Linked DNA regions of Homo sapiens: regions 1 and 2 are each linked to region 3. The links are chromatin contacts, found by Hi-C or POLR2A ChIA-PET in ENCODE. All regions are on one chromosome and are shown on one strand. Each heading gives the region's core, a stretch centred on a gene start or an enhancer-like site at or near the end of the contact. The rest is flanking DNA. Distances are from core to core; before and after follow the strand shown. Region 1 overlaps FAM89A (family with sequence similarity 89 member A). Region 2 overlaps COG2 (component of oligomeric golgi complex 2). Region 3 holds the start of C1orf198 (chromosome 1 open reading frame 198).

The links. Hi-C counts contacts between places; a loop is a spot of excess contacts on that map. ChIA-PET counts read pairs that join two places held with the same protein, here RNA polymerase II (POLR2A). Pooled maps may share reads with other maps.
Region 1: a loop to region 3 is called in a map of endothelial cell of umbilical vein, with 4 times the contacts of the local background. The contact joins the enhancer-like site here to the promoter of C1orf198 in region 3. A Hi-C loop is called at or near these places in 2 of 168 maps with a recorded cell type or tissue (chondrocyte and endothelial cell of umbilical vein), 1 of 37 single-sample maps with no recorded cell type and 2 of 50 pooled maps. POLR2A ChIA-PET finds 5 or more read pairs at or near these places in 3 of 52 experiments (Caco-2, H1 and OCI-LY7).
Region 2: a loop to region 3 is called in a map of posterior cingulate gyrus, with 2.6 times the contacts of the local background. The contact joins the enhancer-like site here to the promoter of C1orf198 in region 3. A Hi-C loop is called at or near these places in 2 of 168 maps with a recorded cell type or tissue (PC-9 and posterior cingulate gyrus).

The regions. Positions count from the first base shown.
Region 1 is chr1:231,027,499-231,030,198 of GRCh38, forward strand. The region is part of intron 1 of FAM89A (family with sequence similarity 89 member A); the gene reads right to left. Among named protein-coding and RNA genes, the nearest start is that of MIR1182, 8.9 kb to the left of the region's middle. Within about 2 kb of position 1,353, at least 3 of the 41 ENCODE cell types and tissues checked have a DNase peak (open chromatin) inside an H3K27ac peak, as active enhancers do; they include endothelial cell of umbilical vein, where a contact is called at or near this core.
Region 2 is chr1:230,680,370-230,683,069 of GRCh38, forward strand. All of the region lies in intron 10 of COG2 (component of oligomeric golgi complex 2), which reads left to right. Among named protein-coding and RNA genes, the nearest start is that of AGT, 32 kb to the right of the region's middle. Within about 2 kb of position 1,427, at least 8 of the 41 ENCODE cell types and tissues checked have a DNase peak (open chromatin) inside an H3K27ac peak, as active enhancers do.
Region 3 is chr1:230,867,144-230,869,843 of GRCh38, forward strand. C1orf198 (chromosome 1 open reading frame 198) reads right to left here and starts at 1,378. Exons shown (of 4, transcript NM_032800.3): 1 at 1,037-1,378. The coding sequence starts at 1,369. RefSeq lists a silencer at 1,307-1,526 and an enhancer at 1,350-1,941.

The sequences.
Region 1 (2,700 bases), core at 103-2,602, 160 kb after region 3:
AATGCCACTGTCTTCAGGCACCAGACTAAACTTCCTGATTTACCAGAAATCCTCTAAATCAGCTCGGAGGACATAAGGTAAGTCACTGCACAGTAAACCAGACTTCCTAGCCCGGGCCCCTCTTCCTCAGCTGTGGCTGTTTAAACAGCGACACTTAACATTTTCTAGAGGGAGGTGGAAGATCCGTAGGCAGCACTCCACCATCTGGTCTGACTGTTCTTCAGGCTTACGCCCTTGACTCCCAACCTGCACAGCCCCGACTGTCCCCCATGACACCCTCATCCCCACTGCATCTGTGAATGCTCCTCGACCACCCGCCCTGTACCTGATTCCCTCCACTCTTCAGACTGTGATTGGTTCAGCCAGTGTTCATCCTTTGCCCTCGGCGTCTCCACCTGTCTTAGGACATTTACTACTCTCTATATTATCGGTGTGCACACAGGTCTTCTCTCTCCTGACACAGGACAAGCTCCATGAAGGCAAACACCATTTCCCTTTTGGATCTCTCAGCACCCAGCCCAGAAACTCAGAGCAGACAGGCAGATATTTGGTGAATCAGTGAAAACGCCTGGCTGCAGAGATCTCACCCTCCCAGAGAACACGTAGCCGCAGAAGTGGCCTGGCAGTGGGGTGGTGCTGGCACCCACAGACCCTCTGGCTGCATCCCTCGGGCAGTCACAGAGGTGCAGACTGAACGGGCAGCCGCCGAGTGCCCTGTACACAAGGTGTCCCTGTGGGAAGCATCAGACCACTGAGTCCCCGCGTGCCTCCCATCACATCAAGGGCCAAAGACACCCAACCAAGTTTCCTCCAGGAGCGCTCTTTAGAGGGCAGATCTGGTGGTCAGTCTCTCTACACTGAAGGTATGTGGGTCTTGGATGCAGGAAGGGGAGAGAGCAACCATCCAAAAGGACTTGATTGCAAGACATGGTTAAGTCACCATGAACAAGAACTTCTCACCCTTCCAGAAAAAGAGTGGCTGGGGAGCCGCCGAGCAAGCCACTCTCCGAGCAGAAGCAGCCTGGATCTCAACGGTGTGTTCTCGCATGCCCTTGGAGGACGGCTGGTCTCCACATTCACAGCTGGATTCAGAAAATACAGCTCTCTTTTGAAAGCACACGTTTTGAAAATGCAGACAGGCTCATTTAAGAAAAACATGGAATGCTCAAACCCTGCAATTTGTGGTCCCTTATTCTCCACTTTAAATTCAAGAACAATCAGCAGCTTCCATGGCCGTAAACTGCGAGCGCAGGTCCTTCCGCTCTCTGCTCAGGCTTCCTGCTTCCTTCCTGATCATTCACTCCTCTTCTCCCATGCCCAGAGCTCCCCTCCACCCCTCCCGCAACACACACAGGTGGCCCCGAGAGCCACAGCATTCCCAACAATGGGGCCAAACAAGCCCAAACCACCCTTGAAACTGCTTCCTTTCACTTGGGATTTTCAAAACAGTAGGCTCCACATACAAATACACTCCAGACAGGGCGGTGGCTCCCAGCTGGGTGTTAAGTCACTGAAAGTCTCTGAGTATCTCTGGAGGCTGCATGGGGGAGAGAGTTCTTCCTAACTTAAAGCAAGGACAATAGAAATATGACCACTAGGAAACAAGGCTTAAAAGATGAGAGGAACCTTTAAAAGGAAATTTGTGTTGATTTAAACCAAAACATCATGAAAAATGTTAAGATTTTTTTAGAAATTAAAAAACTGCCATTTGCAGATTACAGGCTCACGCCTGTAATCCCAGCACTTTGGGAGGCTGAGGCAGGAGGATCTGCTTGAGCCCAGGAGTTCCAGGCCAGCCTGGGCAAGATGACGAGACCCTCATTTCTACAAAAATATTTTAAAAATTGGCTGGGTGTGGTGGTACGTGCCTGTGGTCCCAGCTACTTGGGAGGCTGAGGTGGGAGGTTCACTTGAGCCCAGGAGGTTGAGGCTGCAGTGCGCTGTGATCGCACCACTGCACTCCAATCTGGGCAACAGAGCAAGACCCTGTCTCAAAAAAAAGAAAAAAAAAAAGAATGACAAAGGCCCTTGCCTAAGGCCATCTAGTCAGTGGCAGAGTGGGGAGGTGACCAGATCTGCAGGACTCTGAAATGGGTGCTTTGACAATCACCCTGCACTGCCTGTACAGGGAAGATGAAGAGAGAGGCCCCAGTCTCAGCAGTGGTATAGCAACCTGCTTGGATCACAGGCCATTTTTATTCCTGGCTTTTCTGAATTTTCTAAGTTTTCTATTGTGAAAATGTATTAACAATGAGAAAACTTTCACAGTTATCTTTTAAAAACACAATGAATGAGTAAGTATATACAGATGGCTCACAAATTTATTTTAAAGACTTGGTAAATGCCCCAAATCTAATCACAGTGTCTAGTTTATATCCACAGGCCTGGACTGTAATTGAAGAAAGCAGAGATCCAATCGATTATAACCTGATTTCTGATAAAAGATATGTTGACTGAAGGATGCTGCCCTGCATAGTGTTTAGAAAAAGCCGAAGAGAGACTTCATCAGTGTTGATGCAGTTGGAGACGGGCTATGAGCCCAGCTACCCAAGCTTGACAGAAACACCCTTGAAGGACTCTCAGCTCCCTGGTGGGTTCCAGCTCTGTGCTCACTAAACGGCTTCTGATGACCTGGTCTCCTATGTAGCCTTCTCCTCCCATGGGCGGAAACATATTCGTGTCATCTGGTCAGCTTCATCT
Region 2 (2,700 bases), core at 177-2,676, 190 kb before region 3:
TTCCTCAGACCCTGGGACCCATGCAGCATCACCTCACTCTTCCATCCCACCCCTGCACCTCCTGGAGCTCCCATGGGCTATTTCAGCCCATGCTCTTGGCTCTGCCAGGCTGGGCCCCTTGGTGACGGCCCAGCTTGGCTTCAGCTGCATCTCCCTTCCATTTCAGTTTCTCTCAAAGCTGGTAATTGGACCTTAAACTACATTGAAACTCAGCCAGTTCCCTGAAAGTCTTTTTTACCTTCACCAGATTTCAGCCTTAAGCCTTCAAAGGAGCTGATTAGCCTTTTTTAAAAAACCTCTTTTATTTAAAATTCATGAAATTTTAAAAAAACACGTTTGAGTTACGGAAGTGTAGAACTTGTCTTTAGTACATTTGTTTTTCCATCTAAAAAGTAAATTCCATTAAGACTTTGTAGAACTTTTCTATTGATTTTTATCAGGTGTTGAGTTGTTTGCTCTGAAGGATGACAAAAAGTTCCGCAAACATGATTAGGGTCAGAGTTGCATTGTCATCAGATTCATTTCAAGGTCATTTGAAGTAAACCTAAAGACAGTGGGGTGTGATGGTTGGACATTTCCTAAGAAGAAATATTACTCTCAGTAATAGTTTTCTGCTCCTGGATCTGACTATATACCCACATCCCAATCACCTTCAGGAAAAAGGCCACCTCCCCACCCCAGCCACCACCACAATTCTTGTGAACACATTTTGTATCCTCTCACTCTTCCTGAGACCCCACTGTGTCTACATTTCATTTGCACCTACAGGCATATTGGAAAGTAGATGAGGACTTAGTATCTCATAGGAAGAAATTAAATGCAGATGTGATCAAAACAGCCCCAAATTATAATGAGTCAGTGGCTGCCTGGAAACTGCAGGTGTTAGCTCTTTAAATGCTAAAGCCTAAATTTCAGTTTGCTGTTCTTTTTAAAATTGAAATCTTTATAGTACATTCACATGTATATACTGTATTACATAGTATATGCTGAACACAGTCTTATGATGTGGAATCTACATAGTAGTATTAAGGTGCAAGTAGCCCTTTCCTGTTCCTGCACTCCTCTCAGACATGTGTATCCACAAGAGACGGGTGCACTTAATGATGTTTCCAATACTTCAGAGAAAAAAAACAATAGGCATCACTATTATTATCGCCATTGTTATTTTTATTTAAGTATTATTGTAGACCTGTGATGTTCGTGGAGGAATATGTCTAGAGACCTTCCCCAGGCCTATATTTAAGAATTTAGAAATGTTTGTATTTGGGGTTGCCCTTCTTACATGGATCCTGTTGAGAGTAGAATGACATTCGATGTGCACATGAAAACCACAGCATGGCTTTTCAGATTTCAGCAGAGGTTCCCTCTCACTTTTGGCCATTTTCCAAGAAGAAATATGATCTGTTGCTTCATTCCTGGAAGTGACTGCACAGCAGAGCTGTGTGAGGGGCTGGTCCCCTGGCTGGGGAGCACACCTAGGCCAAGTGACTCAGGCAGTTGTAATCATGTATCACTGTCCCTGCTCACAGACAGGCAGAACGTCTCTGTGAAGTGCAGGGATCAAGGCTCTGCTGCATTTCTTTGGTCCTTTTTCATTTCTATGCTTTTCAGAATTATCATAAATATACATAAAACTTTGTGTCCCATGTCTTTGGATAGTACTAAATTATACCTATTTTTCCTTATTGGAAAATAGCATCAAGCTTCCACATTAATACTGCATACTAGTCCATTGAATATATCTCAGGTTCCATAAGCATATTCCTTCTTTTGGCCATTTAGGTTGCTTCCAGTTTTTCCCTGATATAAACAGTGCTGTGCCAGCTATCAGGCCTTTTCTGTATCAGGGCTAACTTCCTATATTTTGTTTAGATTTTGAAAAAAGGCAGGACTTGGGGGTCTGAGATTGAGCTCTAGGTGCTGGTTTGCTCTCCCAGGTGCAGAGCAATCCCATCTCCCTTGTTCCCGTGCTCAGTGTCACTGCCTCCTCTTACTGCTGTTCCTGGGCTAGTTTCCAGTGCTCTCTTATCCCACTTTTCCATCTGTCACTTGTTCCTTCTGTACCTCTCAACTGCAGCTTGAAAAGACTAGCCTTTTGTAAGCTTCACTGGGCAATTAGAGTTCCTTTCCTTCCATGGGGCAGACGGGACAGCTACTGGAAACCAGCCAGCTACAATGGTACAGGATAGCCTTAGTGTCTTCAGTGCTCAGCTGTGTTGGGTAGGGCTGCTGCTTTTTGTCTCAAGCTGTTCTTTTTACTCTTCAGACAGTTGCCTTTAGCTCAGTCTGTGAACCGCTTTGTAAAAGCACATTATGTACTATAAAAAATAATTTAATATCAGTTGGATAAATTGATATTGAGCATGCATCAGAATTCATTACTAGTAAGGCAATTAGCAGGTGACAAAAGAGCATGCTAGTAAAGAGATATATGAAATTGCAAGAGTTATATAGTTAGAAAACAATGCCTGCAAAAGCAGCTAGCTTAAAAAAACTATATAACACATTTGCCTTTCACAAAGTCATAAAAACATGTCCATATCCATTATTAGAACAGAAGTCTGTGACAGGATGAGCTGAGGTGCCAGGTGAGCCAGCTGTCATCAGGGAAAAAAGAACGCACATCTAGGAAGCGCTGGTACAGACAGCCGTAGAACCCGAAGGGCAAGTACCATGGACGTGGGAGAGGGTCACAGATTA
Region 3 (2,700 bases), core at 128-2,627:
GCCTTAACAGCGAGCGATTTCATTCCTACACTCTTTGCTCAGCTTGACTTTGCTCCTCACGGCAAAAGTTGAGTTTGAAACGCCAAAGAGTCACAGTGCAAATTCTAATGGCACCAAACAGGCTTCGGTTAAACACATTTCTAAGAAAAAGAAGACCAAGTTTCTGAACCCTACAGAAGATTCAGGCGTTTGTGACTAAGTGTGGGTCATCCCTGAGCTTTTTCTGGAACAGATTCAGCGTTTCTACCTTCACAAATGACTGTCCCTCTAGCAGTCTGGACAGTGTCTAGATCTGAGACCTAAACATGCCCTGTTATGTGGCCAAGACTTACTGGAGCTCATTTAAACTTATCGTCCCTTAGTTTTTTGGTGGAAAACAGGGCCACCATGCTCACCCTTAAAACATACGCTGGGCATTGTGCTCACTTGGAAAACATCTTAGGGTGATGGATGGGTTTCCCTCCTTATCTTGGAAGACACCTTTTCTTCCTTGTTACCTGGCTTGGCAATTTTACTTTCCCCATACATCTCATCACAAGTATTCATGTTAGTATATATCATTTGCTCAGTCCCTTCACGGGCAGGCACGGGGTGGCGTTATTACCCCCGTTTTACACAGTGGAAACTGAGGCTCTAAGAAGTTAATTGACCCACCGCCATACAGGTAGTAAGTAGCAGAGCTGGATTAAAACCCAGGCTTGTCTGGTTTAAAATTGCTTGTTGTTTCCACTTTGGTCAGCCTCGCTTACGACAGCTCCGGGAGAAGTCTCTGGAGTCCGTGCGAGCCGGCGGATCAGGTCTAGATGGAGGTTCTTTAACGACCCACCTCTCGGCGATCTCTTAACCAACTCCCCCAGCGGAGCCCCCACCCCCCGAACTTCGGCTCTGGGGCTCCCCTCCCACCCACTGCCATTCCTGCCTTTTCTTTTCCAGCCCCTACCAGCTGGGGCGGCCTCACGCCGGCAGGTGCCCACCGGGCCGGGGCGCCTCGGGGCGCCGGGAGGGGAAGAGGGTCCGCGGCCAGGCCCGCACCTACCTCGTCCCCGAAGCGCACCACCTTCTGGCCCGTGGGCCCGCGCAAGCCGGGGAAGCGCGTGAGCTCCTCCGAGTCCCCGGGGTCTCGGGGCGCCGGGGCGCGCGGCCCCACCAGGCACCGGTCGATGATCTCGTCCTGCTGCGCGGGCGGCAGCCGCGCCCACTCGGGCCCGTACTTCTCGCGGATCTTCTCCTTGTCCTGCATGATCTTCCTGGCCATGGGGCTCAGCGACGAGAAGTAAGTGAAGCGCTTTCGCTCCCGGTCGTCCAGAGGCCGGTTCCCGCTCATGACCGCCGAGCGCGAAGCCGCGATCGCCGCCGCCATGGACGCCATGCCCGGCCTGCCCGCCGCTCCCGGCCCGCGCCCCGCCCCTCGCTGTGCCCGCCCTCGCCCCGCCCCGCGCCACCCGGAGCCCCGCCCCCTCCGGGAACCCCGCCCTGCACCGCCGCGTACCCGGGTCTCCAAGCCAACCCAGCTCCCCAAGCCCCGGGACCCCGGCCCTCCGTGGCCCCCTCCCCGGGAGCTCCTCCCTCCGGGCCCCCCCCCGCCACCCCCTCGCGGACCCCACGAGTCCCCCTTTACGCCTCCATAGTGGATTACCGCGGTGCCCGCAGGTTTCGGGCTCCCCTTACCCGGCTCAGGTGGTAGCCGGCGTGTCCCTGAGTCCGCGCCCGGCGCTCTGAGAGGGTGGCCGTGGTTAATTCCCGGTAGTGACCGCCATAGCGCCACGTGGCCACTGCTTGACAAAGGAAACTTTTTTCAACCTCCAGTGAGCCTAAGAAAGCCCCAGCATTTCAGGCCAAGCCGCTGGCTGCCTGGCTTCTGTTTTTACTCCTTTCCTTCTGTCCCTTTCTGGGACGAGCCACACCTTCTCTGCTTTCTCTGGGCCCGTCCAGGACGCTGGGCCCGGGGCCTGGCGCGGTGAGCTGCAGATAGCCGGGGGCGCAGGGCAGCCCGGAGGCTGGAGGGCGACCTGGAAGGCTGGACCGGTTCGGGGCATCTGGTGCTCAAGGAAAGTCAGCTCCCGCCGCCCCTCGGGGCCAGGTGGGTGCATGAAGTACCCGGTGGCCCAGGTGCCTTTCCCCAACCCAAGGAGCTCAGAACTCTTGGCAGTTCGACGTTTGCAAACAAACCAAAGAGGAGCAGAAAGTTTTCAGACTCAGAGGCGACATCCCAACAGGTAGGGGGCCAGGGTTTGTAATTTTGAGGTGTGTCCCAGACAGACCACAAAATTAAAATTATAGCGAGCCCCCACTTCCCCCAAGCCCCTCTCTCCATCTGACTGATTTTAACAAGACTAACAGGACTCAGGTGAGAATTGTGTCCACTCGTAAAATAAAAAAACAAAAACAAAAACCAGCATTTCAGCTGTTATCCAGGGTCTTTGCCTGGATAGTTCTGAACACAAAAGTAGAAATAACTTGCAAAGTCCTATTTTAAATGTGAGATGGCCTCATCTTCCGGCCCAGAAATCCTCAGAATATTTTTGGAATGTCATGAATGTGGCAGGCTCTACAGTTAAAGACATTATTATCAACAATGTTCACAACATAATATATTGAAGCAGGGAAAGGCAAGCACCACCAAATATAGTCTCCACAGTAAGTGGCGGATTATTTATGAGACCGGAAGTTTAAGGACAGTTTTTTGGAGTATGATCTTCT